Regions from separate parts of the Homo sapiens genome. Here all the other regions are linked to region 3. Evidence: chromatin loops called from intact Hi-C (ENCODE). Cell type or tissue: IMR-90. All regions are shown on one strand. Links, peaks and the distances in the headings refer to the core of each region. The heading gives the core; the rest is flanking DNA.

Evidence for each region. Peaks named below come from ENCODE experiments on the same cell type or tissue, not always from the same donor. Only the 100,000 strongest peaks of a DNase experiment are listed, where the experiment ranks them.
Region 1: it touches region 3 in a loop (16-fold over the local background); 5 of 110 quality-filtered maps call a loop at or near these places.
Region 2: a loop joins it to region 3, with 7 times the contacts of the local background. A loop is called at or near these places in 90 of 110 quality-filtered maps.
Region 4: a loop joins it to region 3, with 8 times the contacts of the local background. A loop is called at or near these places in 30 of 110 quality-filtered maps.
Region 5: a loop joins it to region 3, with 11 times the contacts of the local background. A loop is called at or near these places in 91 of 110 quality-filtered maps.

Annotation. Positions count from the first base shown.
Region 1 is chr11:7,095,193-7,101,144 of GRCh38, forward strand. No RefSeq gene overlaps it. Among named protein-coding and RNA genes, the nearest start is that of RBMXL2, 9.2 kb to the left of the region's middle. In IMR-90, for the core only: a CTCF peak has its summit at 3,235 (motif pointing right); no DNase peak of the experiment used is centred there.
Region 2 is chr11:7,663,000-7,668,951 of GRCh38, forward strand. CYB5R2 (cytochrome b5 reductase 2) reads right to left here. Exons shown (of 9, transcript NM_016229.5): 6 at 5,479-5,562; 7 at 4,729-4,814; 8 at 3,452-3,551; 9 at 2,105-2,547. The coding sequence ends at 2,375. It also overlaps a transcript of PPFIBP2 not described here. Among named protein-coding and RNA genes, the nearest start is that of CYB5R2, 7.5 kb to the right of the region's middle. In IMR-90, for the core only: a CTCF peak has its summit at 2,914 (motif pointing left); no DNase peak of the experiment used is centred there.
Region 3 is chr11:7,569,310-7,575,261 of GRCh38, forward strand. All of the region lies in intron 3 of PPFIBP2 (PPFIB scaffold protein 2), which reads left to right. It overlaps LOC105376535 (a long non-coding RNA gene), which reads right to left. Exons shown (of 4, transcript XR_007062579.1): 4 at 1-2,562. Among named protein-coding and RNA genes, the nearest start is that of PPFIBP2, 58 kb to the left of the region's middle. RefSeq lists enhancers at 4,562-5,386, 5,387-5,952. In IMR-90, for the core only: a CTCF peak has its summit at 2,542 (motif pointing right); a DNase peak (open chromatin) is centred at 2,572; H3K27ac peaks cover 1,827 bases; H3K27me3 peaks cover 423 bases.
Region 4 is chr11:7,685,417-7,691,368 of GRCh38, forward strand. It overlaps OVCH2 (ovochymase 2), which reads right to left. Exons shown (of 16, transcript NM_198185.7): 14 at 5,853-5,952; 15 at 4,508-4,597; 16 at 4,021-4,186. The coding sequence ends at 4,539. It overlaps LOC105376533 (a long non-coding RNA gene), which reads left to right. Exons shown (of 11, transcript XR_007062576.1): 3 at 5,862-5,952. Among named protein-coding and RNA genes, the nearest start is that of CYB5R2, 15 kb to the left of the region's middle. RefSeq lists an enhancer at 5,598-5,952. In IMR-90, for the core only: a CTCF peak has its summit at 3,009 (motif pointing left); no DNase peak of the experiment used is centred there; H3K27me3 peaks cover 415 bases.
Region 5 is chr11:7,654,425-7,660,376 of GRCh38, forward strand. It overlaps a transcript of PPFIBP2 not described here. Among named protein-coding and RNA genes, the nearest start is that of CYB5R2, 16 kb to the right of the region's middle. In IMR-90, for the core only: a CTCF peak has its summit at 3,125 (motif pointing left); a DNase peak (open chromatin) is centred at 3,107.

The DNA of each region.
Region 1 (5,952 bases), core at 520-5,519, 470 kb before region 3:
AGTTTTAATTGTATTTACTCAAGCTGCACTCATCCAGCTTGAAATCTTGGAGATATATTTGACTCTTTATAGTCCCCATTAATTTTCTGCTGCCTCTTTCTTCTTCACCTCTTCAGTTGAGGGGACCAGAACTTCCACCATGGGCTCAGTGCCCCATTCCTAACCAGTCAGAAGTAAAGCAGGTTGATGTTATTATAAAGGCTTGATTCCTTCTTATCTGTTAGGGTTTAGAATTATTGCTCTCTGGCATAATTGGCTTAGACTCAATTTTGCCCCAGAAATAAAGTGCCTAGTGCAGTGCCTAGATTTTTAAAAAATGTAGCTGTTTTTATTGTTATTTACAGTTGACTCAGGCTTTGGGGCACCTAGAGAAATCTCTGAGTTGAAGAGTGTAGTAATTTAGAATAAGTAATATGTAATCTTGTAGACCTGAATTTAAATCCTGTGTCCACCATTCACCAACTGTGATCTTGGTCGGGTTACTTAATTACTCTTTGTGTTTTTTTCCCCTTACCTATAAAATAGGGTCAAGAATGCTCCCCTCATGAGATTGGTTGTCTATCTATCCATTTATTCATTGAATCTAATTTTTATTTATGTAGTACCCACCAAATGGCAAACGCTGTGCTAATATCACGCCAACTAAGGCAAACAGAAAAGCAGCACCAAGATCACAGTTAGTGAATGATCTTGGTCAGGTTGCTCTTTGTTTTTTTCCCTTATCTATAAAATAGGGACAAGAATGCAATCATACTTATTGGCCAGATTAATATTCATTAAGGACGATTCACAGAGACAGTGGAGTAGTACTTGCTAGTTGCCCAGATGCATTCTGTGGGAATACACAGAGATTTAGCATGACTGGACTTCAGCTTTGGGAGAGGAACTCCCACATTTGGGCTGTGGGGCTTTTGAGTTGCATAATATAGGAGATTCCAGCCCCTACCCTGGAATAATTAGGGGTTAGGATATAATAGCAATATGTCATGGCAGAAATAGCTATAACCCTGTCACTTCAGTGCTCGTGGTTGTGGATTTGCAGGAGTTGAGGACTTGATAATAACATCAGTCTGCCCTAGACAGGTTGACAATGGGTCACTGAACCTTGCAGTCAACAGCTGGAGAAGGGAGAGACAGTAGAATATAAATGGGGCTGAGAAGAACATGTTTTTTGTGAATAATACTTTTATCTAAGGTGGTAAAGGGCTGGAGTCAAAGTCTTGTAATTGAAGCTGTATGGCAGCAAAGCAAACTAGAGGCAGGACTTGCTACATCAGCATTCAAGATTGAGAATGTACTAACATTATAGCTGCAGGGGTAACTGTGGCCCAGGCTGTGCAGCTGACCATGATTGACTGCATTAAAAATGGGCTAAAAGCAGCTTTCAGTGAAATTTGCAGAAGGCCAATCCTTTCCAGGATGCCAATCTACTGAGGATTAGTTTTGGATAAATTAATCCTTGTCTCTTAGCTAAGCAATGGAGACATATTGGTGAGCCAAAGTAGACATTGTTAATCCTCACATGGAACAGTGTTCAAAAGGTAAGATAGACTGGTTAAATTGTCATACAAAAAGCAACATTTTAACCATGACAAGCACTATGAAAGAGAGATACATAGCACTATGAGACATGTTTTTAAAAGCTTGATGTAGTATAACAGGGATCCCCAACTCCTGGGCCAGGAACTGGGCTGCACAGCAGGAGCTGAGTGGTGGACGAGCTGGCAAAGCTTCATCTGTATTTACAGCCGCTCCCATCACTTGCATTACCACCTGAGTTCCACCTCCTTTGAGATCAGCAGCAGCATTAGATTCTTACAGGAGCATGAGCCCTATTGTGAACTGCACATGTGAGGGACCTAGGTTGCATGCTCCTTATGAGAGTCTAATAGTTGATGATCTGTCACTGTCTCCCATCACCTCCAGTTGGGACCATCTAGTTGCAGGAAAACAAGCCCAGGGCCTCCACTGATTCTACTTATGGTGAGTTGTATAATTAATTCATTATGTATTACAATGTAATAATAGTAGAAATAAAGTGCACAATAAATGTAATGTGCTTGAATCATCATAAAACTATCTCCCCCGACTCCCTGGTCCCTGGAAAAGTTGTCTTCCACAAAATTGGTCCCTGGTGCCAAAAAGCTTGGGGACCACTATATATAGGACACCTAGAGAATGCATCCTTAAGTGATAATTGAACTAAGATGTGAAGGATGTATAAGAGCTAAATTTCTGTGAAAATTAAATGAGATAATATATAAAAAAGCATGTAGCACATAGTAACCCTCAGTGAATGAAGACTGATTTTCTTATACCTATTCTCTTTTGACATCAAGGTAGTTTTCGCTGGGAGTTTGTGCTATATAAATAAAGGTGAAGGAATGCAGGTGAATTACTAACAGACACTAATTTAAGAGAGCATATCTTGAGGTTGATTACCAGGAGAGGGGAAATGAGAAACACAGAATGTGAATCAACAAATAGGAGAGGCAAATAATGTGAGATCAGTTCAAGGTCAAACTAGTAAGAAAAAAACAGATGAAATGAAGAAGTTGGGAAAAAGACAAGTATTGGCTGGATTAATGCCCTGGGAGTAACTACTGATACCCCCTTTAAAGTCTCAGAGCCAAGTTCACAGATAAAGTAGCTTTTAAAGGTATCAGGGTTGTTTGAATCTGAGATGAATCAGACCCTCTTTATCCTTCAGGCACTCATAGTTTAGTGTGGGTAACATTTTTCTGCATAAACTACCTAAAATGCAAAACAGAGCAAGAAATGTTATCAAATAGGCATGGGCAATGTGCTAAGCAAACCAATTAATTCTGATGAGGAGGCTTTCCAGAGGTGGTAAAATTTCAAGATATTCCATGAAACAGGGAAACTCCTCTTTCATTTGTGTATGTTATCCACTTTAAATACAGCTAGGTTCATTTGTTTCTATTTGTAATTAATTTTAGGAGTGTCTTCATCTTGTTGATTTTATATCCCATCTCTGCTAATTTACATGGAAACTATTGAAACTTCTGAAGATGGGAGTGATTATCTGAGCTGCAGTTTGGCACCTGAGAGATGGACCGAAGAGAAAGGTTGGAGGGAGAGAGCCATCTAAACATACTAAGGCTTGCATTTTTATTTGTATTTAAAATTGCCCTAGTTGATTAAGAAGCTGAGTGGAGGAAAGCATGCTTCCTGACACGGAACAGAAGTTACCATATGATAACAGTCCACTAGATGTCACTAAAAGCTCAAGGATTGGTGCTTTATGTTTCCTTTCTTGAACCTGCCCCTTGGAACTTGAACTCTAGGGTCTGTGGATTTAGGCTAGGTGCTGCTTATGCTTTTAACTGGAAATCCCCATATAATCAGGTACTGCAAGTTATGTACAGTTGAAAAGACCAGAAGTATATCCAAGTATATATAAGCATTCAAATTGGTGGGAAAAGTAATTCAATAACTGATGCTGATTTAATTGGCTAACCACTTTGGAAAAAAGTCCTAATGATTTTGATCATTATACACCAAAATGAGTTCTAGGTGGATTAACTTTTTTTAGGTAGGATTTTAACTTTTTTTTTTAAGTGTGGTAAAATACATATGACAAAATTTACCATCTTAGCCATTTTTAAGTGTACAAGTTTAGTGGCATTAAGTACATTCACATGGTTATGCTGCCATCACCACCATCCATCCATAGAACTCTTTTCAACTTGCAAAATTGTGGATTAATTTTTTTTTTTTAATTGAGATGGAGTTTCGCTCTGTCACCCAGGCTGGAGTGCAGTGGTGTGATCTCGGCTCACTGCAACCTCCGCCTCCCGGGTTCAACCAATTCTCCTGCCTCAGTCTCCTGAGTAGCTGGGATTATAGGCATGTGCCACCACACCTGGCTAATTTTTGTATTTTTAGCAGGGACGGGGTTTATCATGTTGGTCAGGCTGGTGATCCGCCTGCCTCGGCCTCCCAAAGTGCTGGAGATTACAGGAGTGAGCCACTGTGCTCAGCCAGATTAACTTTTTAAATGTAAAAATAGAAACAACAAAAAGTTTAGAAGAAGATCTATTTGTGTTTTTATATAATTGAGTTTTGGAAAATTTTTCTAAGCCCAACAGTAAAGGAGGTATCAAAAGTTATATATTGATAAATTTTATTACCTAAAGATTAAAATTTTGTTTACATCTAAATGCCTCAAAGTTTATTCATTTATTATATATATGAATAATTTATCATATATTCATTATGATGTGGTTATAGGACTTGCTGGTTTTCAGCTATGGAGCTGCTGTCAGTTCCTAGGGACCTCCCACAATTCCTTGCCATGTGCTCCTCTCACATGTCCTTTTACAATATGGCAGTTTATTTCTTTTATGCCATAGCATAAAAGCTCAGATCTCTCTTTTATGATATCAATCTAAGTAGCTCAGTTCTCACCCTAAAGTTTTAGGAAAAATTAATAAATAAGGAGTATTCACTCTCTAATAAGCATGCATATTATAGAAAAATATGTAATGAGAAGCAGAAATACATTAAAAATTAGTGTATAGATTACTTAACAAAGATAAAGCCCACACAACATCTAGTTTCATCCAATATGTTAATACCTTTTTATAACTCCCTCTTTGTACTTCCTCCATGGAAAAGATACATGGGTAGGACATGAGGACATCCTGGATATTTGGTATGGCGTTCTTTGCTGGGTACTGACTATTTTTAATTATTTTGACCATTAGCTTCCTTACAGTTAGCATATTATCACTTAACTTGACAGTTGTTTTGAATTAAGAAATCTCACAATCAATCTTGAATTGGAACTGATATGTGTGCTTTTAAAAACAAAATCTATAGTGTTGTTTGGTATCAAATCCAGAGTTAAGCTCAGCTTTGTCAGAATGTTGGGGCATACTTCCTTCACAATGGCTGCTTTCTAGTGGCAGTTGTCAGGGTATAACTTGAGGTTAAACCATTCTCAGTGTTCCATTCCCTGGTTTAATCATGCCCTTACCTGAATCCTTCAACTACCTCACAGGCAGCAATTCATTGACTCCTATCTGGTATGAGATTGTAAACTGAAAGATGTCCTGATTTCCCCGTTACAAGATGATATTGTCTTCTGTTTTATCCATCAGCTATCTTTATCAGTAACACCAGAAAATTATATATAATATGATTTTATCTCTAGTCTCAAATTTGTGCTGATGAACTTAATCATCATAATGTTCTTATTTTCATTTGTGTTTTGTCTTATTATGTGGCCACAAATACATAGACAGTGTATGTGGTTTTAGCCTTCCATTGTATCTGGAAATTTAATTGTTATAAGCCTTTTCTTGTAGACCTTATTCTGTATTTGTATGAGATTCTAAACCTTCTACAGTGGCTACAATTTTGTTGGTCCCTATCAAAATCAGAGATCTGGGAAAACAAACCATAATGTTTATATTTTCCATTAGGGGAAACGTTCTTGGGAAAGTAATCACTCTGGGTATTTAGACAGCCTGGAAATGCAGTTCCACTTTTCAGATGCTTACTGGTTTCCACGAAAATGTTCATTCCATGAAAATGTTCCGTTGAGGCGGAATGAAGGGGCTCGTGACAGGGAACCACTGTGTGCTTGGCGTTGTCCTCAGCCTTCTGTTCACTCATTTAGTATAGACCAGTATATACTACTGGCTGAGCATGGTTCTGAAGGGTAGAAATGCAAATATGAGACACTAATTATGATCTCTATCTTTGAGGATTTATTTCTCAGCCTTGTGAGGAAGAAAAACACTAACTAGAAATTGCAATCCAACTCACATATGAGTACAAATGAAAACACTTCATCCTGGAAGCAGAAAATACGCTTCTGCTTTGGAATAGAAGCAAAATTGAAGACTAGAAGTGAACCTGAAAAGAAGGCAGAAGTGAAGTAGGATCTGCATAAACTGTTACATGTTTTCTCTTTTATGTCCA
Region 2 (5,952 bases), core at 450-5,449, 94 kb after region 3:
AGCTCCTTTAAGCACTTCTCTGTATTGGTTATTCTAGTTATACATTCTTCTAAATTTTTTTCAAAGTTTTCAACTTCTTTGCCTTTGGTTTGAATGTCCTCCCGTAGCTCAGAGTAATTTGATCGTCTGAAGCCTTCTTCTCTCAGCTCGTCAAAGTCATTCTCCATCCAGCTTTGTTCTGTTGTTGGTGAGGAGCTGCATTCCTTTGGAGGAGGAGAGGCGCTCTGCTTTTTAGAGTTTCCAGTTTTTCTGTTCTGTTTTTTCCCCATCTTTGTGGTTTTATCTACTTTTGGTCTTTGATGATGGTGATGTACAGATGGGTTTTTGGTGTGGATGTCCTTTCTGTTTGTTAGTTTTCCTTCTAACAGACAGGACCCTCAGCTGCAGGTCTGTTGGAATACCCTGCTGTGTGAGGTGTCGGTGTGCCCCTGCTGGGGGGTGCCTCCCAGTTAGGCTGCTCAGGGGTCAGTGGTCAGGGACCCACTTGAGGAGGCAGTCTGCCCGTTCTCAGATCTGCAGCTGCGAGCTGGGAGAACCACTGCTCTCTTCAAAGCTGTCAGACAGGGACATTTAAGTCTGTAGAAGTTACTTCTGTCTTTTTGTTTGTCTGTTCCCTGCCCCCAGAGGTGGAGCCTACAGAGGCAGGCAGGCCTCCTTGAGCTGTGGTGGGCTCCACCCAGTTCGAGCTTCCCGGCTGCTTTGTTTACCTAAGCAAGCCTGGGTAATGGCGGGCGCCCCTCCCCCAGCCTCGCTGCTGCCTTGCAGTTTGATCTCAGACTGCTGTGCTAGCAATCAGCGAGACTCCCTGGGCGTATGACCCTCCCAGCCAGGTGCGGGATATAATCTCATGGTGCGCCGTTTTTTAAGCCCGTCGGAAAAGCGCAGTATTCTGGTGGGAGTGACCCGATTTTCCAGGTGCGTCCGTCACCCCTTTCTTTGACTCGGAAAGGGAACTCCCTGACCCCTTGTGCTTCCCAAGTGAGGCAATGCCTTGCCCTGCTTCGGCTCGCACACGGTGCGCGCACCCACTGACCTACACCCACTGTCTGGCACTCCCTAGTGAGATGAACCCGGTACCTCAGATGGAAATGCAGAAATCACCGTCTTCTGCGTCGCTCACGCTGGGAGCTGTAGACCGGAGCTGTTCCTATTCGGCCGTCTTGGCTCCTCCCTTGCATGTTGTCATTCTTAATGGGGGTTTGGGGAAGGAGTCTGAATAGGTTCCATGGAAGAGATGACACTTGAATTTGGAAACATGAATCATATTTTCCCAGGTATGCCGGAGAGGAAGGGCATTCCAGGTAGACAGACTTGAAACAGCCCAGTACAACCTAGGGATTGCCAAAAGTTGGTAGGCTAGAGCAGGGTTTCCTGGCCTCTGTGCTGCTGTCACTTTGGGCTGCGTAATACTCTGTGATGGAAATACTCTGTGATGGAGGCTCTCCTGTGGGTTTTAAGATGTTTAGCAGCATCCTTGGTCTCTACCCTCTAAATGCTAATAGAGGGTAGATGCACCCCTTCTGTAGCTGACAACCAACATGTCTTTGGACTTTGTTATCTGTTCCCTGAGCAGCAAAATCACCCTCAGTTGAGAACCAGTAGGTGAGAGAATGGGGTCGGAGTTGGGGGCCCAGGGAAAGAAAAATCTGATAAAGTCGGCAGGAGCAAACCAAGAAGGGCCTTGGGAGCCAGGCCCTGGAGTGTGTCCTGGAGAGATGGGGGTGGCCAGAGTGGGGTCTCCCTTGAAAGCAGTGAAGGATCCCCAAGGAGACAGTGAACAGGGGGATGGGTGAGGTTGGCTGTCCCTCCCCCCCACCCCGACAGACCCTCGTTTGGGTTTCATGATACAAAGGATTTAAGGCAGTTTCTGGAACCTGACTTTGAAAGTTGAGAAGTTTCTGTGTGTAACCACTCCTACCATGACCCCTAGTGCCATGGAGAGATTCTTGAGAGTTGATGTGACCCCACTTGGAGTTTTTTAGGAACTGCCCCGACACTTGCCAGTTGTGACCCCCATGGGCATGCAGAAGCCAACTCACAGGCCAGGCCACGGCCTCCTGACTGCCTAGCACGTCCCCCACAGAGCCACACTTCATGGGCTGTCTGCTTTGTACTTGAGTTTATTTCACAAAACCACGGAGAAAGATACTGAAATGGAGCTCTTTCCAGCCTCCAAGCAAGGAGGCCCCAGCAGCCAGTCTCCAGCCCCTTGAGCCCTTTTTGTTAGGCCCACACCCAAAAGAGGAGAACCAGTGTGTGCGCGAAGGTACATGGCAAGGCACTTTTGAAAACATCCCAGTTTACCGTGGTGAAATTGAACTTACTCTGAAACAGATGAAAAGGGACATGCAAAATTGCTGAGCACGTGGAGGTGTTAGTAGGTGAAAATCATGTCCTGGGTATAACCCAGCTTCTCCAGGTTAGGGTGAGCCGCCGTCTGGATTAGTGGTGGCGGGCCACACACCAGGATGAGCGTGGACTTCGCTGGAGGAGGAAGGTGCTCCTTGATCATGTCGGCAGTAACGAAGCCTGAGCTGTACTTCCAGCCTGAAATGAAGGAGATGCAGGAGCAAGCTGAGCGATGCCAGGTGGAGTTCCTGATCCCAGGCCGCCTGCACACCCACCCTCAGCCAGGGAGGAGGTGACAAGCTGCTCTACAAAGGCTTAGAAGTCTGTACTACTGCTCCCTGCAAAAAGCCTCAGAACTAGTAAACAGCCCTCTGCAGCAATCACCCCAGGTCCCAGGCTCACTGCAGGGACCCTGAAGCCCTGCTGCTGTCTGTCAGCTGTCAGCATTGACGAGGAAGGAGAACACAACGAGGTATACCGAGGTGTGTGAATCAGTACAGCCAGCTGGAGTTGTCCGGCAGGGTGTGGCCTGGTGTTAGTGGAACTGCGCAGAATTGCTCAGTAGGGTAGCGCCCTCTGCCGACCAGGGACCTGTATGACAAGCAGGTACAGCCGGGAGCAGTGTGAGAGGCGCGCCTGTGGGGTGCTCTGTGCACAGTGGTTGCTGGGATGCTGTCTGGGCTGCAGCAGCTGTCTGGGGGCTCAGCATGTCCAGGTGAGGTGGGCGGTAAGGGGTGTGGTGGCCGTAAGCAGAAGGGTGAGTGGTGAAGGGGTCAGTGCCCATATTAGATGTGTATGTGATGGCTGTGTGGAATGGGTGGGTGTTCACAGTGGACAGGGGCAGTGTCCCTTTTGATGTTCAGTGCAGCGTGAGGTGCTGCTGATGTATTAGACACCTGCTCTCGATTGCCCTTAAAAGCAGGCCATCCCAAATCCTTTCTCCCTCAATTTCTCACATTTCCCATCTGGAGCCAGAGCCCCAGGCTTAACCCCCACATCTGGTCCTACAAAACTAAAACAAAACAAAGAGACAGAGACCAGTCCTCAAAGTGGTCAAGGGTTGGTGCTGACCCATGGTGAGTGAGGGCAATGGATGTCGTACCAATGGGAGGCCTGTCCAGGGTGTACCACAGGTTGAACTGGTCTGGGTGAGTCCTGGCAATTTCTTCAAGCTCTTTTCTGACCAAGATATCCTCCTCTGTCTAGAAAAGAAGCAACACTGAAAAAGCCCCTCCAGGGCCATCCTCTTGTTCCCTGGACTGACTACACCGGTCAGCATACTCCTGGCCAAAGCTGCCACCACTCCAGCTGGAGTGCTCGCTGCCAACTCCCACGGCAAACAAGAGTTCTGCTGCTGCTCCTGAAGCTCAAACCCTTTGTTTTGTGGATGAAGTTCCTCCATGTGGATGAAGAACCTCCATGGGATGTAGGTTCCCATGGAGCTGCAGTGACCGCCTCCAACTAGAAGGACCTTAGCCAAGCGCTGGCCAGGATGGCTTCACTCGGAGCTCCAGCCCTGCCTCCTACATCTACACTGAGCTCTAGCACAGCAAACCTAACTGGAACAAGCTCAGTGCAGGCCCAGGATCTTCTGGAAGAAATGTAATGGGCTCAGAAAGTCCTGTGATAGAACAGCACTGGATATGTGAAGGAGAGGAAAACAGTCTGGAGCCCCATTTGGGGGAAAGGGAACCAAAGCCAAAAATAACCTGTCACAGCCTCAAAGATAACTGCACAGAAGACCTGGATCTTAAAACTCCTCATGATTCTCATCCCAGTCATTCCACTTCTGGGATTCTGTTTTAGAAAATAATCTAAAAGTAATCAAGCGTAGGCACAATTATTCATCACCATATTATTTAGAACTGAAAACAGCCTGAATGTGGAAGTTAGTAAATTATAGTGCAACTTGATAAAAACTATGATGAAAATATTTATAAAGCATCTTAAAGAGAAGAAAATGCCTGTTGTGGTAATGCTGAGTGAAAAAAAAAAAGCATATATAAATTACAAATATATAACATATATAGAAAAAAGATTTAAAAAGTAAGTAAATATTTATATTCTGTATTTTCTGAAGTGTCCACTGAGGACATCTGTGATTTTACACTTAGCAAAAATACAGCAGTACATCTTAAGGAAAAAAGGAATGCTTAGTGCTTAGGGCTGGCTGAGGAGACACAAAAGAGTTAAATACATGCAAAAAGCAGGCCTGGACTCAGCTTCTCCAGCTGCCAGCAGCCCTGTTGATCCCACTAAGCCCTCCCACAGATGCAGGCACCCAAGCAGCATGAGCTCAGTCAATGCAGGAGAAATGAAAACAAGAGCCCAGCTCAGCAAACATTCCATCCTACCACTGCAAGCTCAGCAGGAACTGACCTGGTTGGCAAAGATGAGGGACATCCTGGTCCTGTCACTGGGGTCCTTGGTGATGTGGCGAATGAGCTGCAACATGGGTGTGATGCCTGGAACACAGTGAGCGAGCAGCCAGCTTTCTCCCTGTCTCTGAAGCCCACAGTCCCTGACCTGCAGCAAGCTTCATACCTTCCCCCAGCCCAAGTTATCCTTTTCTCACTTCTGTCCCCAAAACTCAAAGCAGGAAACAGCCCTTCATTTTGGTTTTCCTTTCTAATGCAACAGTAAGTCAGGTAGTCTTTCTCATTTTCATATGGCAAGATGGAAAGAACACTCTAAGTTCTTCAGTGTCCTCATTCATCAAACAATGACGGGTAAATGTGATCGTTTTAAGAATGCCTATTACAGTGCCTGGCACATTGTATGTCTCCTTCAAAGACTGCTCTCTTTCTTCAGGCAGTCATTTTCAAGGGATGGGGAGAGTCAGGCTTGAACTGGATCTAGGAGCCCCTGGGACAGCATGGGTGGGCCTGCCCAGCTTGCCCCCAAGCCTGACCTGAAAGGTCCCCACAAGGCTCCTGAGCAGCCACCATATTGGTTAGGGGAAGCAGGGTACACAGGGTCAGTTTCAAGACCTGTCACTGGTTCATCGTTCCCACCTTCTACAGCTGGAGGCGAAATCTCTCATGTTGTCCCTTAGAGGATCAAATGACTCCCAAGTCAGAATGGGTCTCGGGGCTCACTCTCTGGATGGAGCCCCTAGAAGCCTCTTACCTGTGCCCCCAGCAATCATTCCCAGGTGATCGGCCAGTGTTTTTTTAGGCTCACTCGTCTGGTCTGGTCTGATTCCAAGATTCCCTGGAAACACAGAGAATGCTTATGACCTCTGCAGTTCTTGCCTAAAGAGACTGCAAAAGATCACTGACATTCCTTAGGACTCCCAGGAGGCACGTCCAGCTAAGGGACTGTCTGCACCATTTTAAGCTGGAGAAGCAGGCCAGGGCAGTCTCCTCAGCTAGCCCTGGTGCTCCAGTGCACAAAGTGGGAATAGAGCCTGGGCTTGGTCGGGGAATCGCCGGGCCTTCTGTTCTGAGGAAAAAGAGGGGCAAGCTGAAGTTAACACAGAGACTCAAAGAGCATTCTCACTCACGGAGGTGAACCAGTGAGTAAACAATGGCTATGTGAGTAACCAAGGAGCATGGACTCCCTCCATCCATTTTTCAGTATTAGCAGGCACCATTTATGTAT
Region 3 (5,952 bases), core at 522-5,521:
GGGTATAAAACAGAGGCGACTAGTTCTAAAGCCCAAGTGGAGCAGACCTGCCCAGGAGTCAGTGGCACTGGGTTAAGTGAGTTTCCCATGCTCTGGAGTCTAAACTAGCATCCTGCTCCTTGGTAAGTATAATGAGGAGAAGTGGGCTCTGGGCCTAGAAGGGCATGTGCAAGGCTTTCTTAATGGGGATACCCTCTGGGGCCTCAGTGGGGCAAGGAACAAAGGGCTTGGATTCCCTTGGTCTAGGAGCAGTATTTCCTCTGGAAAGTTGGTGAATGAGGACCTTGTATAGAGGGTGTCTTGGGGTCTAAGATGGGCTGGGACCTGGCCTGCAGAGGAAGCATCAGGGAGGCTGTCCTGCCTGTGGTGCAGCAGAGCAGTGTTACCCTCAGGAGATGGGAAGGTAGTCCTTTACAACTGGAAGACACAGCCAAGCTCAGGGTCAGTGCTCATGGAGGATGAAGCTGAGGCCCTGGCTGGAAGGCTGAGGCAGCTCTTTTGTGATGGGAACAGAGCTGAGTTCTAGAAAAGGGGCAGCCTCCTCCTTCTCTGTTTACTATGGTGAAATGTAGGATGATGCCCTCGGGAGGGTGTGGTTATTTCAGTTCAGGAGCCCCAGAACCCCACAGGTGGTCCTGAAGCCCAGAAAGGGAAGCAGTGCTCATCAGTGGCCCTGGCATATGCTGGCATGTAATCATCAGTGGCCCTGGCATGTGGTACCTGGCCCAGGCAAGAAGGACCCGGTACAACTGTGACCACTTCCAGGATTTTGGCTGTGCCTTGAGTGGGGCTTTCCCATGGTCTGAAAGGGGTGTCTCTACCCCTCCACACCTGCTTGGCTTGGCTGGTGGTTAGTGGCATAGATCTTTGGCTAGGTTGGGTGGTGGAAACCTTAGACAGGATAGCCAGTCAGATTCAGATGGGCTCTACAGGGCTGGGGATAGCCAGTTAGCTGGGAGGAGTAGACCTAGGCTGATACACAGTGTTGATTCGTGTCCCAGGTCTTTGGGTGACGCCCAGAAGATACCAGAGCCAGCAGAGTCTCCATATGAAGTAGCCATGGGTGCTTCTCTAACAGTATGTTATGTACACCCTTCATCTCCTACCAGCCAGCCAGTCTGTTCTGCTGTTTAATACATTGGGTATGGGCCAAGGAGATTCTTGGTGAAGTTTCAAGATGAAGCCAGAGAAAGGGCAGGCAAACCCAGCAGCAAAGTGAAGGCAAGTCAAGGAAGAGCTCAGGCTCCAGGGTGAGGGGTGGTGCTTGGCAGAGAACCCACAGAAGGGCTGTATGTACTCTAGGCCCTGTTTGGAACTGGGGTACATGGAGTAGGCTTGGCCATCCAATAGGAACCCAGGCTTTTCTTTGCAAGGTCTCAAGAGTCCTGGTCAGTGTGCTTGAGCAGGTGAAAGCAGATTGAACCAGGGTGAGGGAGTATGGAAGGTAGGAAGGAGTTAAAAGGCCAGGGTTCTACCCTGGCTCTACCACTCATGAGCCTCTTCTTCACTTCTGTGGGACTCAGTTTCCCTACTGGAAATGACAGCTGAGTTTGAAAGTGTCTGCAAGATCTGGCCAAGCATTCCAATTCTGCAGTTTGTTCTGGGGGCTATATGGAGTGGTCTCTTTGTAAGCACCAGCCTTTGCCTCCCTCAGTCTTGACCTCTTGGGTTCCAAAGTGTGGAGACAGGTTAGGAACCTCTCAGTTTACTGCTGCCCTTATGTTAGAGCTTGATGGAGGCCCACATCTCAACAGTGGAGAGGCAAATCTGTTTACCATATTGAAAAACCTGAAGAGTTGCTCTCCTGAATGAGCAGCCTCTGCTGGCCCCAGCTGGGATAAGTGCTCACCTCTGATAGCCCAGCAGTCAGTTCAGGTGCCCTCAGTTACCTTTTTAACTAGTTTCCCAAGAAACAAAGAAACCCAGACCCAGGCTGGGGAGCACAGCCACCCCCCCTTCTCAGCTCCAAACCACCTTGTCACAGATGGCGGTTTCTTCAGCTCCCAGCTCCTCAAACAAAGCCCATACATTCCTGCCAGATTCAGCTTGCAATCTTTCATTCTGTCCAAGAAGCAAATCTGTTTACCATATTGAAAAGCTAGAGGAGTTGCAAAAAAAAAAGTGGAGAGAAAAAGCTGTTTTATGAATTATAAAATGTGAGCTTGAATTTTTTTACCATGGGATTCATTTCTGTATCTCCAGAATGGAAAACAAAAGATAGTCAGGATACGTGTGTGTTGAACATTTCAATTTTGAAAAGTTACAGAAGGAGTTTTGTAGGTAAACCTTTTCCTCTGGATCTTAGAGGAGGGAAAATTTGGTGCTTATTTTTCAAGAAAAAAAGTAGAGCCTGTGTGAGCCGATTTCCAGCATGTTTTCTTACCTCCCCTGTGACAGGTGTGAACTTGAGTGAGAGATGAGAAAGGAGTAGGTGTGTCCGTGCTTTCTTTCTGCGCTCAGCTCCCAAGGGGCTCCTGGGCCGGGCTCAGGTGGCATCAGTGGTGGTTCTTTGTCCCTGTGCAGTGCTGGAAGAAGCCACTAGGTGGGAGTCAGGGACAAATGCTGGGAAGTGAAATCCCAAAGAATGAGGTCAGCATGGGCTTCATATGAGAAAACAGCTTTTAATTTTTCTTTTTCAGACAAAGATAACATAAGCACCTCTCATTATTGAAACTGCTTAACTGCACCTGGGTCAGCTGGCAAAGATAATTCTTTGCCATTTTCCTTAGAAACAGTGGACAAAGGGCAGTCAAGAGAGGGCTCCACTGTTTAGGGTGGGGGAGAAGAGACAGGGCTGGTCCTGGGATCATAGACCTGACCTTCCCCTGTGGATGTGGGGAGACCTCTCCAGACTTCTTGACTGCAGTGCCTTCTGCTGGGGTGCTAGTAGGTTGGCCCCTTCCATTCCTGCAGGCATTTCCTAGCCCACAGTTTATGTCACGCCCTGCCCTAGAGAAGCTTCCTGTCCCCTGGGGGATTTTGAATGCCCTTTTCCTGACACAGCAGCCAAGACTGGGGGCCTTCAGCCACTGCAAATTTAGCAGTTTCAATTTTCCTGGATCTTGATCCCTGCCCCCCAAAGTAAATTTACCCTACTAAATTCTAGCAATCCGGCTCCTTTCAGACCTGACCTAAAGAGACTATTTCAGCCTCTAAGAACCAATGTTTATAAATGACCAAGAATGTGCAAACACTGGTGAAAGAGCAAATAAATCCTTCCCCACTATATTTCCTGCTTCAGGCCCAGGGGCCGTGGTGGACAGTGTTGCCAGGTTAGCATAACTTGAGGTCTGAGCACGTAGACACCCACTTACCCTCCACCTACAAAAGAAAATCCTGCCAGAGATACACTACCAAGAGCCTTCTGCCCTTTCAGATACCTGCTAGTGGGCAGGCAGGCTCCAGGGAATTTATGCTTCTAGGCAAGTTTGTTTAGTAATCTATGTTTCGAAGAATGTTTTGTTTGTTTTGTTTTGTTTTGTTTTTTGAGACGGAGTTTTACTCTTATTGCCCAGGCTGGAGTGCAATAGTGTGATATTGGCTCACTGCAATCTCCACCTCCCAGGTTCAAGCAATTCTCCTGCCCCAGCCTCCCGATTAGCTGGGATTGCAGTTGTGCACCACCACACCCGGCTAATTTTTGTATTTTTCGTAGAGACGGTGTTTCACCAGGTTGACGAGGCTGATCTTGAACTCCTGACCTCAGGTGATCTGCCCACCTCAGCCTCCGAAAGTGCTGGGAATACAGGCATGAGCCACCATACCTGGCCTTGAGGAACTTTTGAAAGCGGTTTCCTAACTTCTTACTCCTCCAAGTGTTGTCCTGGGACCAGTAGTACGAGCATCACCTGGGAGCTTGTCAGCAGTGCACAACAGCAGGCCCCATACCCAATCTACTGAACCAGAATCTGCATTTTTACTAGAACCCCCTCAGGTCCAGGCAGTTCATTCTGGATGGGGAAGCACTGTCCTAACCCAGGGATTAGCAAACCATGGCCCACAGTTAGCCCACTGCATATTTCTTACACTCATCAGCTAAGAATGATTTTTACATTTTTCAAGACTGAAGAAAAATCACAAGAATGTTTTGAGATGGGAAAATAATATAAAATTCACATTTTGGTGTCCATAAATAAAGTTTTACTAGTACACAGCCACACACTGGTTTAGGTATTGGCTGTGGCTGCTTTTGCACTGCAAATAGGAGAGTTGAGTATGAGATAGACTACATGGCCCACCAAACCCAAATATTTGCCATCTGGCGCTTTACAGGAAAAGTCTGCCGACCTTTGTACTGATCTATTTTGGAGGTGCATTCTCCATGCATGTGTTCTGTGGAGGCTTGAGCTGCAGTGGCCAGGACTTCCTCCACAGCACTCTTCACTCCCTTCCCCCGCCTCCCCTTCTCAGCGGGCCCACTGTGCACCATGTCTGTTGAAGGACACAAGTTTACATCTGACTTATGAGGATTTATGAGGGAGTGTCCTGGCAGCTGCCACCTATGGCCCAGAGGTGAAGGCTCAGGGCTGAGCGGAGCCCAGGATGCCTGTAGGTGATAGGTCAGTGGAACAGCACGTGACCATGAGATTCCTCTCAGTTTACAGTTCTGCCTGATAAGATGCTGCTGATTTCTGGTAGGCAGCAGGAGTAACACCTCAGGGGGCCTCAGCTCCTTTTTCAGCCATTCCCTCAAGTACTTGGAATTCCAGCCAGGTAGGTGGCAATCCTGGGGTTCTCTTCTAGACCCTAGGACAGGGGTGGAGCAAGCTACAGTGACTTTCCCCGGCAAACCTGACCACCCTGGCCTCTTAGCTGTGTTTTTACTCCCAGAATGCTCAGCCTCACAGTCTCCTGCCCTTTTCCCACAGCTGGCTGCTGCATGTTGCAGGCAGTAATGAATCTGTTTGTAGATGAGCAAAGTACTTCCAGGAAGGCCTTCGGGACTGTTAGGTCACTGTAGTGACCCGTATTTGTGTACCCTTTGTGCTTCCTGAGGACTTCTGTCTTCAGAGAGGGGTCCAGTGAGTCTGAGACACCACCTCACAGGAGCAGTATAATGGGAGCAGCAAGCCCAGGCCCCCGAGCTCCCAATAACAAGGGGAGCCTAGACCTTTGGGAGTAACTACCTCGGCCAATTAAAAGCTGGGCTTCTAGCCTTTTGGGAGTCATGGACTGTTCTGATAATCTGACAACTCTTTTTCAGATAAAGATTTATGAATACAAATAGTAGTACTTTCTATATATTTGACGAACATATTTAGGGGCTCATCTGATCCCTGGAATCCCATCTGTAAATCAAGTGAGGTGCCCTGGACAGGATGGACTTCTAGGGCAGTGGTGCAGCCATGGGTTTGCCTTGCCAGGCCAGTGTGATGAGGGAGCCACGACAGGGACCCAGCTGCCCCTGGGGGTGGGGTGAGTGAGCGAGGAGGTGCCTTAGCTTCTGAATCCATCCCATTTCACTCAGCCCTTCCCCTTTCCCTCCTGCCAACCTGCTCCTAGGTCTTTTGGGGTGTTAATTTGTGATTTTTGAGTTGAATTACAACGTAAGTAAAATGTACTTGGTGTTTAAGGAAAAACAAGGCTGAGATAAGACTTGCTACTTGAGAATGCCATAAAAATGTCAAGAATTTAGCTGCAGTTTATCTGGATTCTTCCCTCCCTTCCTCCCTTTTCTGTCCCTTTCTCTCCCCTACCCTGCACCCCCCACCTTTGTTCATCACACATTGAGTTGAGCTAACAGAGGAAATGGGCCCCGTCTTTTCCTTTTTGTGTCGAACATCTTTACCCTGGAGAAACGGACCTTCAAGTCTCTTTCCTTCACATAGAATTTTAGTCTTACTTTACCAGTCTTATCATTTGAGCCTTATTCTTTCATCCAAAAAATGTTTAAATTCGTACTGTGTGCTAAGAATTGTAGGCATGGAAGTAGGAGAAGTGAGTTGGAAATCA
Region 4 (5,952 bases), core at 407-5,406, 120 kb after region 3:
CACCTGCTGAGGAGGCCCCAGGAAACTCAGGATACCTTCCACACCTAGGAAAAGTGTTTACCTTGCATAATGAGTTTCTTAAATATTAACAGATACATCCACCAAACATATTTTTAGAAAATTTTCCTTAGGTTGTCTTCCAGACCCAATCCTTCTCTCTCCAGGCAGCTTTCTCAGATAACTCTAATTTGATGTTTCCACTTGCTCTTGAATAGCTCCCACCCGGTCGGTGTCCAGCCACAGCTCCTGCCCTTGCCCATACTCTATGTTACACTATTCCCTAATTATTGCAGGATATCTTTATCTTGTGTCTTCAATGAAGCTGGGATGCCCTTGAAGGCAAGGGCACATCTCTACCTTCTCTTGTACCTATCTAGCTCAGCTAGGCATGTCACAGGTGTTCAGTAATTACTTGTTGATTACTTCTTTACTTTCCAGAACTGTTTTTCAGATTATACTCAGTGTGGATGAAGAAGGAAAACCCCAGGTATCTTGCTGGATTCTAGTGTTTTAGGAGCGGAAAACAGATCCAAAGGCCAGGTTGTCATTGAAAAAAAAAATTCTCTGGCTTGAACTGAATTTGAAATCTACCTGCTAACAGGATTTTTCAGATAGAGCTCAACTGTGGATCCTCTTTGTGTGGCTGAATCAGTCTTATATTCAGATTTATCATTTGTATATTGGAGATACTTACACCGAATATACCCACCTGAGAGGTAGCACAGCACTGTGCCGAACTCTGGTAGAAGGTTGCTGAGGTATGAAGTCCTGCTCCACCAGTTTACAAATGATCTGGCTGGGGACTATTACTGAACATTTCCAGGTCTTGGTTTCTCCATCTTTAAAATGGGTATGATGATGACGATGATTCTTACCTCTTAGGGTCATAAGATGATTTTATGAGTTAATTCATATGCAACGTTTAGAATGAAGCCCAGCATATAATGGATTGTACATTAATGCTATTATCAATCTTACATAAGTTTTGATTTAAAAATGAGTGTAGAGTACCCATAACAGTAATTATCGCTTAATGTATGTTAGCTGCCATTCTCTCATGATGAACAAGCAAGTACTACCTATTTTAAATTATTAAAAACGACAGACATTTGTTGTTAAATACACATTTTTAAAATTATTAAAAACAACAGAGAAAAAGAAGCACTCATTCTCATTCTCACAAATTAATTTGTCTATACTGAGCCTGATCCCAATCTATAAAGAATCTGCAGGAAGAAAGGAAATCAAAATCCTGAAACTAAGAAAGGAGAGCCCTTTCCCTTACTTCGTATCAGAGAGTAGAACATTTCTGAAAATTCACAGAAAGCTTTTTTTAGAACAGACCATTCAATTCTGAAAAGAAAGTTCTTAAAATTGTCTATAGTGTATCCCTGAGCATCCTGAAGATTTTAAATAAGTTGTCACAGCAGCTTCACCCAGAGGCTGTTTCATCAAACCACAAAGTGACACTCCCAGCCCCCAAGTGTCCTGTGGAGAGCAGAAAGATGGCAGCTGGAGAGCTCACCCAGCAGGAATCGTTGCCCGCATCTGCTGCACTCCTTAGAATTCCTGGAGAGAAACATACCATACTCCTGGCATGCTTCTGATGCAAAGGTGGGGATTCTAAGCTGCTATAGTTTTTTGGACTTCTTTCTACCTTAAAGGCAAGGAATCTCTGTTGTTAAGTTCATAAAGATCCACCCCCGGACCCCAACCCCGCAAAAAAAAAGAATATATTTTCAGGGGATATATTTCAGGGCATGTTATTCATACAGATGAAAAGAAAGGTGATTCCACCATGTAGCTTAAAAGGTATGTGATATTTCTGCGCAAATTGTCAAAAAAATATGATGTTACCCAAAACATTATTTATAAGAAGTGATGGCTGTGGAAATAATAATAATAATAATAATAATAATAATAATAAAGCCTAAGACATAATTTTGAGAAAATTGAAGGCTAAGGCTGAGAAATAAATTCTTACTGGGATTATGCTAGTGTATCGGAACTGCTTCTATGACTCTATGACTCCTGAAGCCTGAGAGCTTCAGGCAACAGAGGCCAGAGGCTCAGAACAACACTTGGGGACCTTTCTTTATGAAAGTGAAATCTACCTCCAGGGAGCCTCTTTCTCACCTCCCATTCACTCTCTATCTTTAGCAATCAGACTGTGGAATTCTGACTCACTGAGGTTACCTACAACATCCCAGTGGCCAAATCCAAAGGCCTCTTTTCCCATTGTTATGTTACTAGATTCTGTCCAGCATTTTTCATCATTGACACCTCTTTCCCCTGTCTTTGCTTGGGCTGATATAACAAATATACCATTGACTGGGTGATTTAAACAAGAAATTTATTTCACAAAGTTCTGGAGACTGCCAAGTCCAAGATCAGGGTATTGGCAGATCCAGTGTCTGGTGAGGGCCCCCTTCCTGGTTTGCAGATGTCTGTCTTCTTGTTTTATCCTCACAAAGGGGAGAGTAGAAAGAGAGGAAGCAAGCTCTTGTGCGTCTCTTCTTATAAAGGTACTAATCCCATCGATGAGGGCTCCACCCTCAGAACCTAATTATCTCCCCAAGGACCCACTCCAAATATCATCACAATGGAGATTAAGCTTCAACACATGAATTTGGTGGGAGCGCAAACATTCAGTCCACAGCAAAACCTAATCTCTCTCTCCACAGCTCCCATGTCTGTCCTGGTTCTCCTCCTCCCCTTATGCCTGGCTCCTTTCAGCCTTTTTCTTTGGTCTTCCCTTTTCTCTTTTTCCTCTAAAAATAGGCTTCTTTTGGGTTGCAACTCTCACCTTTATCTGCTACCTCCCAGACCACCCCATCCCAGGCTTGATTCTTAATTCCTGGACATCTGCAGCTGGATATCCCACAGGTAAATTGACAGGCACACATTAAATTCATCTTCAACCTCTCACACCCTCCTCAAATGTGCTACTGCTATGATATTCTCTTTTTTGGTCTTTGGAAATATTGTGCTTGGCAATGGCTTTGCTGAATGTACCCCCTGGTGGCCGAGAGAAGGAATCACTGCAGCCACACTTTACAAAAATTTTTCCACCCGGGGCTTCTTTGCATCATGAGGTCATTGTCAAAGAAGCCAGAACAAAGAGACCCCAACTGCTTTCATCCCTTCTTATGAAAATGAATTTTCATTCCCGACTCTCTCTATTATTCTGTGTCCTATGTGTCCGAAAATTTATAAAAATAAAAATAAAAAATAAAGGATTTGACTTTTCTCCTGATAAATCAAAATGGCAAAATGGCAAACTATAAAAGTTTCCCCACCTCATCTTCTGCCTGCTCTCCTCACCACTGTATTTTCCACATGGAACAAGATGTCACTTATATATGCCAATGGATGTCATGGACAAACAAGGAACAGGGAAAGCCCAGAACTTCTCAATGCTCATTGGCACTAGAACATAGTAGTATACTTGCTATTTTTCAGAGGTGGGATCTTGTGAATGAGACCACAATTTGGCACAGAAAGTAGTCATTGCCACTGAATTATTCACTCGAGATGAGAATTTATTCTGGTGACTGGAAATATTCCAGTGTTGCTTTGAGCAAAAGGAACAGTGACCACATCCCATGAAGCTCCATGTGATGGCTTTTTTGATATGTCAGCTTAGCTAGGTGACAATCCACAGTTATTAAATCAGACACTAATCTAATTGTTGCTGTAAAGAAATTTTGCAGCAGTAATTAAAATTCCTAATCATTTGACTCTAGGTAAAGAAGATCATCTTGAATAATCTGGGTGAACCTGACTTGATTAGTTTGAAGGCCCTTAAAAGCAGGGCTGAGGCTTCCCCAAAAGAGAGAAGAAATTCTGCCTGTGAGGAACAACTTCAGCCCATGCTGTGGATTCCGGTGTTTCTATGATTTTCCCTTTCTGAGCACCTGGCCTGTAGATTTACCTGCTTAGTCAGCCCCCACAATTGTGTAAGCCAATTCTGGTGTATCCGTTTGCTAGGGTTGCCATGACAAAGTACCACAAACTAGGTGGCTTAGAACAACAGAAATTTATTGTCTCATAGTTCTGGAGGCTAGAAGTCCAAGATCAACGTGTCAGCAGGGATGGCTCTGTCTGAGGGCTGTGACGAGGAGTCTGCCCCAAGCCTCTCCTCTAGCTTCTGGTGGTTTACTGACAGTCACTGGTGCCCCTTGGCCTGTAGATAATGTATTGCCCCAACCTCTGCCTTCATCATTACACGATATTCTCCCTGTGTGTGTATGTCTCTCTGCTTCCAATTTTCTCCTTTTAATAAGGACACTAGTCATACTGGATTAGGGCCCAGGCTAATAACCTCATTTTAACTGATTAACTCTGTAACAACCCTATCTCTAAATAAGGTCACATTCTGGGGTACTGGAGGTTAGGACTCTAGTATATTTTGGAGGAAGATGGAATTAAATCCATATCACCTGCTTCTCCGGTTGAACCCTGGATTATACTCTGTGTGTATCAATTGGTCCCCAAAACAGCTTACCAGAAACATTGGTTTCTCCATTTGGCACATCTCATGTCTCCAGAAACATTGATTCATCCTCTGATATGGAGATGTTTAAATCTGGGTATACTGGGTATAAGTATGATACAATTACTCAGTTTCCACAAAGACAGCCAGGGTTGGAGATTTATCAGAAAATGATTTATGAAGCTATTGTTAGAATTCTGGGGCACCTCAGCCAGCTAGACTCTATAGGTATTTCAAATGAGGAGTGGGGCATTTTAACTATAACCTGGCTTTGCCATCTGCAGCTGCTTAATACCTAAAAAGAATGAACAACTTGGAAAGCAGATAATTGGCTTTGTGGGGTTTGGAAAGAAGAATCATGGGTATGAGAATGTGTAAGGAAGCTGGTTAGGTAGTTCGAATGTCCAGGGCCTGGAACTGGTGAAGATATTTCATGTTTCTATGTCTCTGTTATGTACTGCACACTTGCTTGTGGCCAAGTGTATCTTATCTGATTTAATCCTCACTACATTCTTATTAGGGATGCATTGTTTTCCCTTAGTAGGGTTGAAAAAAATGAGTCTGAGGTGACTCTTAAGATTACACATCTAGTAATGATTGGCCATCAGGATTCAGACATACAGTCACTCGTTCTTTGTGAACTCCCTATACGTGAATTCACCTACTCACTAAAAATTATTTATAGCTCCAAAAGTGATACTCATGTTGTCCTCAGGATCATTCATAGGCATGTGAAGAGTGACAAAAAATACATGTTGTTAGACACACGTTTCCACACGAGGTAAAACAAGGCAATATTTTGCCTTCTTGCTTCAGCCGTCATCCTATAAACAAATGTCCTTTTCATGGTCTATTTAGTGGCACTTTTTTTTCATTTCTGTTCTTTTTATTGGTGACCTCAACCTTTAAAATGGCCCCAAGCATAGTGCTGAAGTGCCGTCTAGTGTTCCTAAGTGCAAAACTCTGTGGTGTGCCTCACATAGAAAACACACGTGTTAGATAAGCTTTGTTCAGACATGAGTCATAGTGCTGTTGGCCATGAATTTAATGGCCGTGAATTCATTGTAATGAACCAGCAATATATATTAAATAACATATCTTTAAACAGAAACACACATAAAACAAGTTTATGTACTGATCAGCTGATGAAAATGTACCTTGAAGGCACCTAACCTTGTACATTTCCTAGGAGGGATGGCTGAGTATTCTCTTATTCAGTGTCCATGGTGACTTGATAGGATGTAATTACTGCAGATAGTGAGAATCGACTGTCTCTGTGTTGGGCTCTAAAGACCTCTAATTCACATCACAAGGATTAGAACTGGGAACCAAAGAGTTGGTAACTCTATCTTCTTACCTGCTTTAGGAATGAAGGAGACTGTAGCCTGAAAGCCCCTGCAGGTCCCGTTTTCATCTGATTGGAAGCTGATGAGCATGATGCTGGAGGGGCTCAGCAC
Region 5 (5,952 bases), core at 397-5,396, 85 kb after region 3:
TCACCGCTGTCTGATGGCCTGGGCACGGCCTGATGACTCCATTCCATTGTAGCACTCTGATTCTGTACCAGATGGAGGCTATGCTAAGATTTGCTTCTTAAACTACCAGCAGCCTCAGGCATGGTCTGTTGCCACAGGCCACTGCCTCCTGGGAGGTGAGAGATGTGGGGACAAGCTTGCCAGCTGGCAATGCTGCTGATAGATCCTGGTACCCAGGTCCACTGGATGACAAGTGCTCATTCAGGCTGATGCCTGGCCACTGGAGTTGTAGAGCCAGTCAGGGCAGGCTTTGTCCCTTGTTTCTTATGTTGCGGTACAGGGATCTCTGCATGTGCCTGTTTTCAAAACCTGCATGGAACTGTTGTGCCACTGATTCTCTGCACCCTCAAGTAAGTCCTGTTCCCTTTGTGGGCTTGTTTTCCTACCTATAAAACAAGGGAGGGGTTACACTTGGTGCCCTCCAAATTTACAGAGGATGTTTCCAAATCTACAGTGTCTAAGTAGGTTTAGGGAAGGAGGAAGAGACCAGCATTACCTGAGAAGGAGGGGCAGGAGGGAGGCTCTTGAGTAGTGAGGAAGGATGCCCACCTATGTCAGGGCATTGGTGTCTGAGCTCCTGTTGCCTGGTAGCAGGAGTCTAGCATCCTGAAGGCCTTCATTCCTACTGCTCTCTGCTCCTGGAAATAGCTGGAACATTGAACACGTGCAGAAGGGCTGCTTCTGACAAGCTTGTGTCTTGCCTCTGTGTACCCTGAATGCCAGTTCCCAGTGGGGCCCCAGGAGAGGTATGCATGCAGTGTGGGACATTGATGCCTTTCCCCAGGAAACAGGAGCAGCATGTGCTCCACCCACCTGTCACTCCTCAGGGCCTGGCCCACTCCTTGCCTGTCCCTCCAGAGAAGCATGCCCTGGAGAAGCCAGGCTTGAGCACGACAGGACTTGCATGCCATCTCTCTGAATCACAAGCTGCATCCATGTGTGCTGACCAGGCTGCTGCCCATTTTACAGATGGCACCTTCGGAAGGTACCGTGACGCAGATAGGGCTCCTCTCCCAAGACATTCACCGCCTTACGGTAGGACTCTGACCCTCTCCCCACAGTCAGACTGGTGCCAGGGAGGCCCAGTGAGTTTGGTGTGGTGTGGTGTGGTATGCACAAGGCCTGGGGGACGGCGAAGAATGGTGCTTAGTGCTGGGGTCACAGCCTGAGCCTGAGCCAGCCACGAGGCAGAAAGCAGCCCAGGGGCCTTCTCTGTTGGCCTGTTACTGGACCTTGAGCCCCTAAGGGCAGTGGGGAGGCTCATCGGCTGTTAGCCAAAGCCAGCTAAAGCACACTAGATCTCAGGTCCTCTTCCCAGGCTTAGAGATGAGGAAACCAAGATGCTCAGCAACTCTAGATCACCTGTCTCATCAGCCTAGAGCCCAGGCTGCATCCTGTCCTAGTGGACACTTCCACCCTCTGCCCAGAGACATATGCATTTCCTATCGTGCCTCTGACTTTGTGGGTATCACAGAGTGTTGACAGGCTTGTGAGCACATCCTGGCACGCCCGAAAGGACAAACCATATCATGGGGAAGCAGTTTGGCCTCGAAAAGCAGCTTTGGAGTGAGGCTGAAGTCCCTGCTCTGACTTCACTAGCTCTGTGACCTTGGATGTCATTCTCTCCTGAGCTTTGGCTTAGTTATCTGTAAAGCAGGGCTAATGACATCCTCCTTGCCAGGCTTATAGGCAGACTAGAGCTGGCAGGAAAAGGCCAGCCACAGAGCACAGGATTTGTTTTTGAGGATCCATCACTCCCAAGGCCTTTTAGTTCTTGGACATTCCATCACTGAGCCTATTGGCTATAGTGTCTGTCCCCATCGAGGCCCCTGTCCCTGTACTTTGCTTGCTTGTCTAGCAAGGCCCATTGGGATGACAGGACAAGGACAGGGACACACGACTCTCCTTGTTTTCAAGGACAAAACAGGAAAGTCTCCCTGACTCCAAACAGGATCAGTTTTACTCAACGTTTTTATTTATTGGCCCACCCATGAAAGGAATCTGCCCACACTTGCCCTTATGATCTAGGCCTTTGGTGGCCTGAAAATAGAAAATTTATTTCTAAGATGAACAATTTATTTTTATCTTAATAGTGTTGTTTATTCTGACCCAATACTCAGGGTTTCTTGGGACACTATAAACTTATAGTGCACCTGTGTCAGATGCAGCCCTCACCCAGTGCCCTCTAGTTCCGGTGCAGCTGCCGCAGGGCAGCCTGGACCAAAACTCTATTAAACTGACCCTTCGGCTGTGTCCTTTTCAGACAATGCTGAGCCAGGACCAGCTGCTGAATGACTCTCGCCTGCCTGCCCCCAACTCTGATGACTGGAGATGACTTTCTTCGTGGCTGAGAGCGTAGGGAGGCATGTGTGGGGGCCCCGGAGCCTTTGCTTCTGTGGGGAGCGGGCACACAGCCCCCTCTGCAAGCCCAGTCCGGGCTGGCAGGGTGTCTCAGACAGGCTGCTGACAGGCATGAAGCAGAGCTGTGGGACAGGTGTCCAGGGGTGGCCCCAGGGTCCATGTGTGTCTTCAACCATGCTGCGCTCTTCACCGCAGGCTTCATACCTTTTGTACTTTTATACGTGGACTGCAGACCACTTTGTGGGAGGGCAGTGACATATCAGCACACAGACTCGATGGCTCGTGATATTCCTGGTGACAGCCTGGAGGCTCTCACACTCGAGGGGAAGAGCTGTTAGTTCATAAAACCTGCTGGAAAAAAAGTTCCGAAAAACTGTTTTGAATGTTCTGTAGAGACTGTGTTTTGTGAAATGGTCACCAGGAGGTCCCTCCGGGGCTGCTTCACAGAACGTGCTTTTTCCATTCTTGGGACTGTGGCTGGGCAAGGCAGGTGTTTAGGGTATGAGCGGGTAAAGCAACGAGGCTCCTTACCCACAGCACTGCCTGACTCTATCTCCCGTCATCTGCAAGGGGTATCTGTGCGACTCCCAGCTTGGAGCAGAGGCGTCCCCAACACGTGCACACCCTGCCTTCTGCCTCCACCCAAGCTGACACACAGCCTCCTCCCAGGCCTTGCCCTTGGAGCAGCTCAGGCGTAATGTCTGATTAAATAGCTCCCCCAAGTGGAAGGCCCTTGAGCACCTCAAGCTCCGTGTTTCCACCCCAACTCACCAACTTCCCAAACATGTCTGTTTCCTCTCCACTCTTTAGTCCTTCCTCCCTCCAGGCGTCTGCTCAGGCCCTTCCCTCACTAGGGAATGCATTTTTCTCCTAGTCCCCTTCATGAGGGAAAATCCTGTCTCTCAAGGCACGGCAAAGAGACCATCTCTCAGGAAGCCTTCCCGCATGATCCAGTTACAGGTAGCTCTCCCACAGTGCCGTGTCTGCCCTTGAGCCAGAGCACAGCTCACCTTGAAGTTTCTTGTCGTCTTACCATACCCGTCCTCACCACAAACTTGGAGCACCTGCTCTGCACTGGCTCCTGTAGACAGTCCTCCAGTTGCCAAGGAGATCTGTGCTCCTAAGTTCCTCATCCACCCACTCCTTCGCATGTGTGTGTTAAGAACCTTCCATGCCAGGGCTAGAGATACAGGCATGAATGCCAAGGTCCCTGCCTAAAGGTGCTTACAGTGTAGTGGAGTACAGACCAGTTTCAAACAAGACTCTGCCAAAGGTTACAGATGCTCCAATATTAGTTTCTGCAGCCTAAAAGAGCATGTTGTCATTTTTTTTTTATTATACTTTAAGTTTTAGGGTACATGTGCACATTGTGCAGGTTAGTTACATATGTATACATGTGCCATGCTGGTGCACTGCACCCACTAACTCGTCATCTAGCATTAGGTATATCTCCAGGTGCTATCCCTCCCCCCTCCCCCCACCCCACAACAGTCCCCAGAGTGTGATATTCCCCTTCCTGTGTCCATGTGATCTCATTGTTCAATTCCCACCTATGAGTGAGAATATGCGGTGTTTGGTTTTTTGTTCTTGCGATAGTTTACTGAGAATGATGATTTCCAATTTCATCCATGTCCCTACAAAGGACATGAACTCATCATTTTTTATGGCTGCATAGTATTCCATGGTGTATATGTGCCACATTTTCTTAATCCAGTCTATCATTGATGGACATTTGGGTTGGTTCCAAGTCTTTGCTATTGTGAATAATGCTGCAATAAACATACGTGTGCATGTGTCTTTATAGCAGCATGATTTATAGTCCTTTGGGTATATACCCAGTAATGGGATGGCTGGGTCAAATGGTATTTCCAGTTCTAGATCCCTGAGGAATCGCCACACTGACTTCCACAATGGTTGAACTAGTTTACAGTCCCACCAACAGTGTAAAAGTGTTCCTATTTCTCCACATCCTCTCCAGCACCTGTTGTTTCCTGACTTTTTAATGATTGCCATTCTAACTGGTGTGAGATGGTATCTCATTGTGGTTTTGATTTGCATTTCTCTGATGGCCAGTGATGATGAGCATTTTTTCATGTGTTTTTTGGCTGCATAAATGTCTTCTTTTGAGAAGTGTCTGTTCATGTCCTTTGCCCACTTTTTGATGGGGTTGTTTTTTTCTTGTAAATTTGTTGGAGTTCATTGTAGATTCTGGATATTAGCCCTTTGTCAGATGAGTAGGTTGCGAAAATTTTCTCCCATTTTGTAGGTTGCCTGTTCACTCTGATGGTAGTTTCCTTTTGCTGTGCAGAAGCTCTTTAGTTTAATTAGATCCCATTTGTCAATTTTGTCTTTTGTTGCCATTGCTTTTGGTGTTTTAGACATGAAGTCCTTGCCCATGCCTATGTCCTGAATGGTAATGCCTAGGTTTTCTTCTAGGGTTTTTATGGTTTTAGGTCTAACCTTTAAGTCTTTAATCCATCTTGAATTGATTTTTGTATAAGGTGTAAGGAAGGGATCCAGTTTCAGCTTTCTACATATGGCTAGCCAGTTTTCCCAGCACCATTTATTAAATAGGGAATCCTTTCCCCATTGCTTGTTTTTCTCAGGTTTGTCAAAGATCAGATAGTTGTAGATATGTGGCGTTATTTCTGAGGGCTCTGTTGTTCTGTTCCATTGATCTATATCTCTGTTTTGGTACCAGTACCATGCTGTTTTGGTTACTGTAGCCTTGTAGTATAGTTTGAAGTCAGGTAGTGTGATGCCTCCAGCTTTGTTCTTTTGGCTTAGGATTGACTTGGCAATGTGGGCTCTTTTTTGGTTCCATATGAACTTTAAAGTAGTTTTTTCCAATTCTGTGAAGAAAGGCATTGGTAGCTTGATGGGGATGGCATTGAATCTGTAAATTACCTTGGGCAGTATGGCCATTTTGACGATATTGATTCTTCCTACCCATGAGCATGGAATGTTCTTCCATTTGTTTGTATCCTCTTTTATTTCCTTGAGCAGTGGTTTGTAGTTCTCCTTGAAGAGGTCCTTCACATCCCTTGTAAGTTGGATTCCTAGGTATTTTATTCTCTTTGAAGCAATTGTGAATGGGAATTCACTCATGATTTGGCTCTCTGTTTGTCTGTTGTTGGTATATAAGAATGCTTGTGATTTTTGTACATTGATTTTGTATCCTGAGACTTTGCTGAAGTTGCTTATCAGCTGAAGGAGATTTTGGGCTGAGACAATGGGGTTTTCTAGATATACAATCATGTCATCTGCAAACAGGGACAATTTGACTTCCTCTTTTCCTAATTGAATACCTTTTATTTCCTTCTCCTGCCTAATTGCCCTGGCCAGAACTTCCAACACTGTGTTGAATAGGAGTGGTGAGAGAGGGCATCCCTGTCTTGTGCCCGTTTTCAAAGGGAATGCTTCCAGTTTTTGCCCATTCAGTATGATATTGGCTGTGGGTTTGTCATAGATAGCTCTTATTATTTTGAAATACGTCCCATCAATACCTAATTTATTGAGAGTTTTTAGCATGAAGGGTTGTTGAATTTTGTC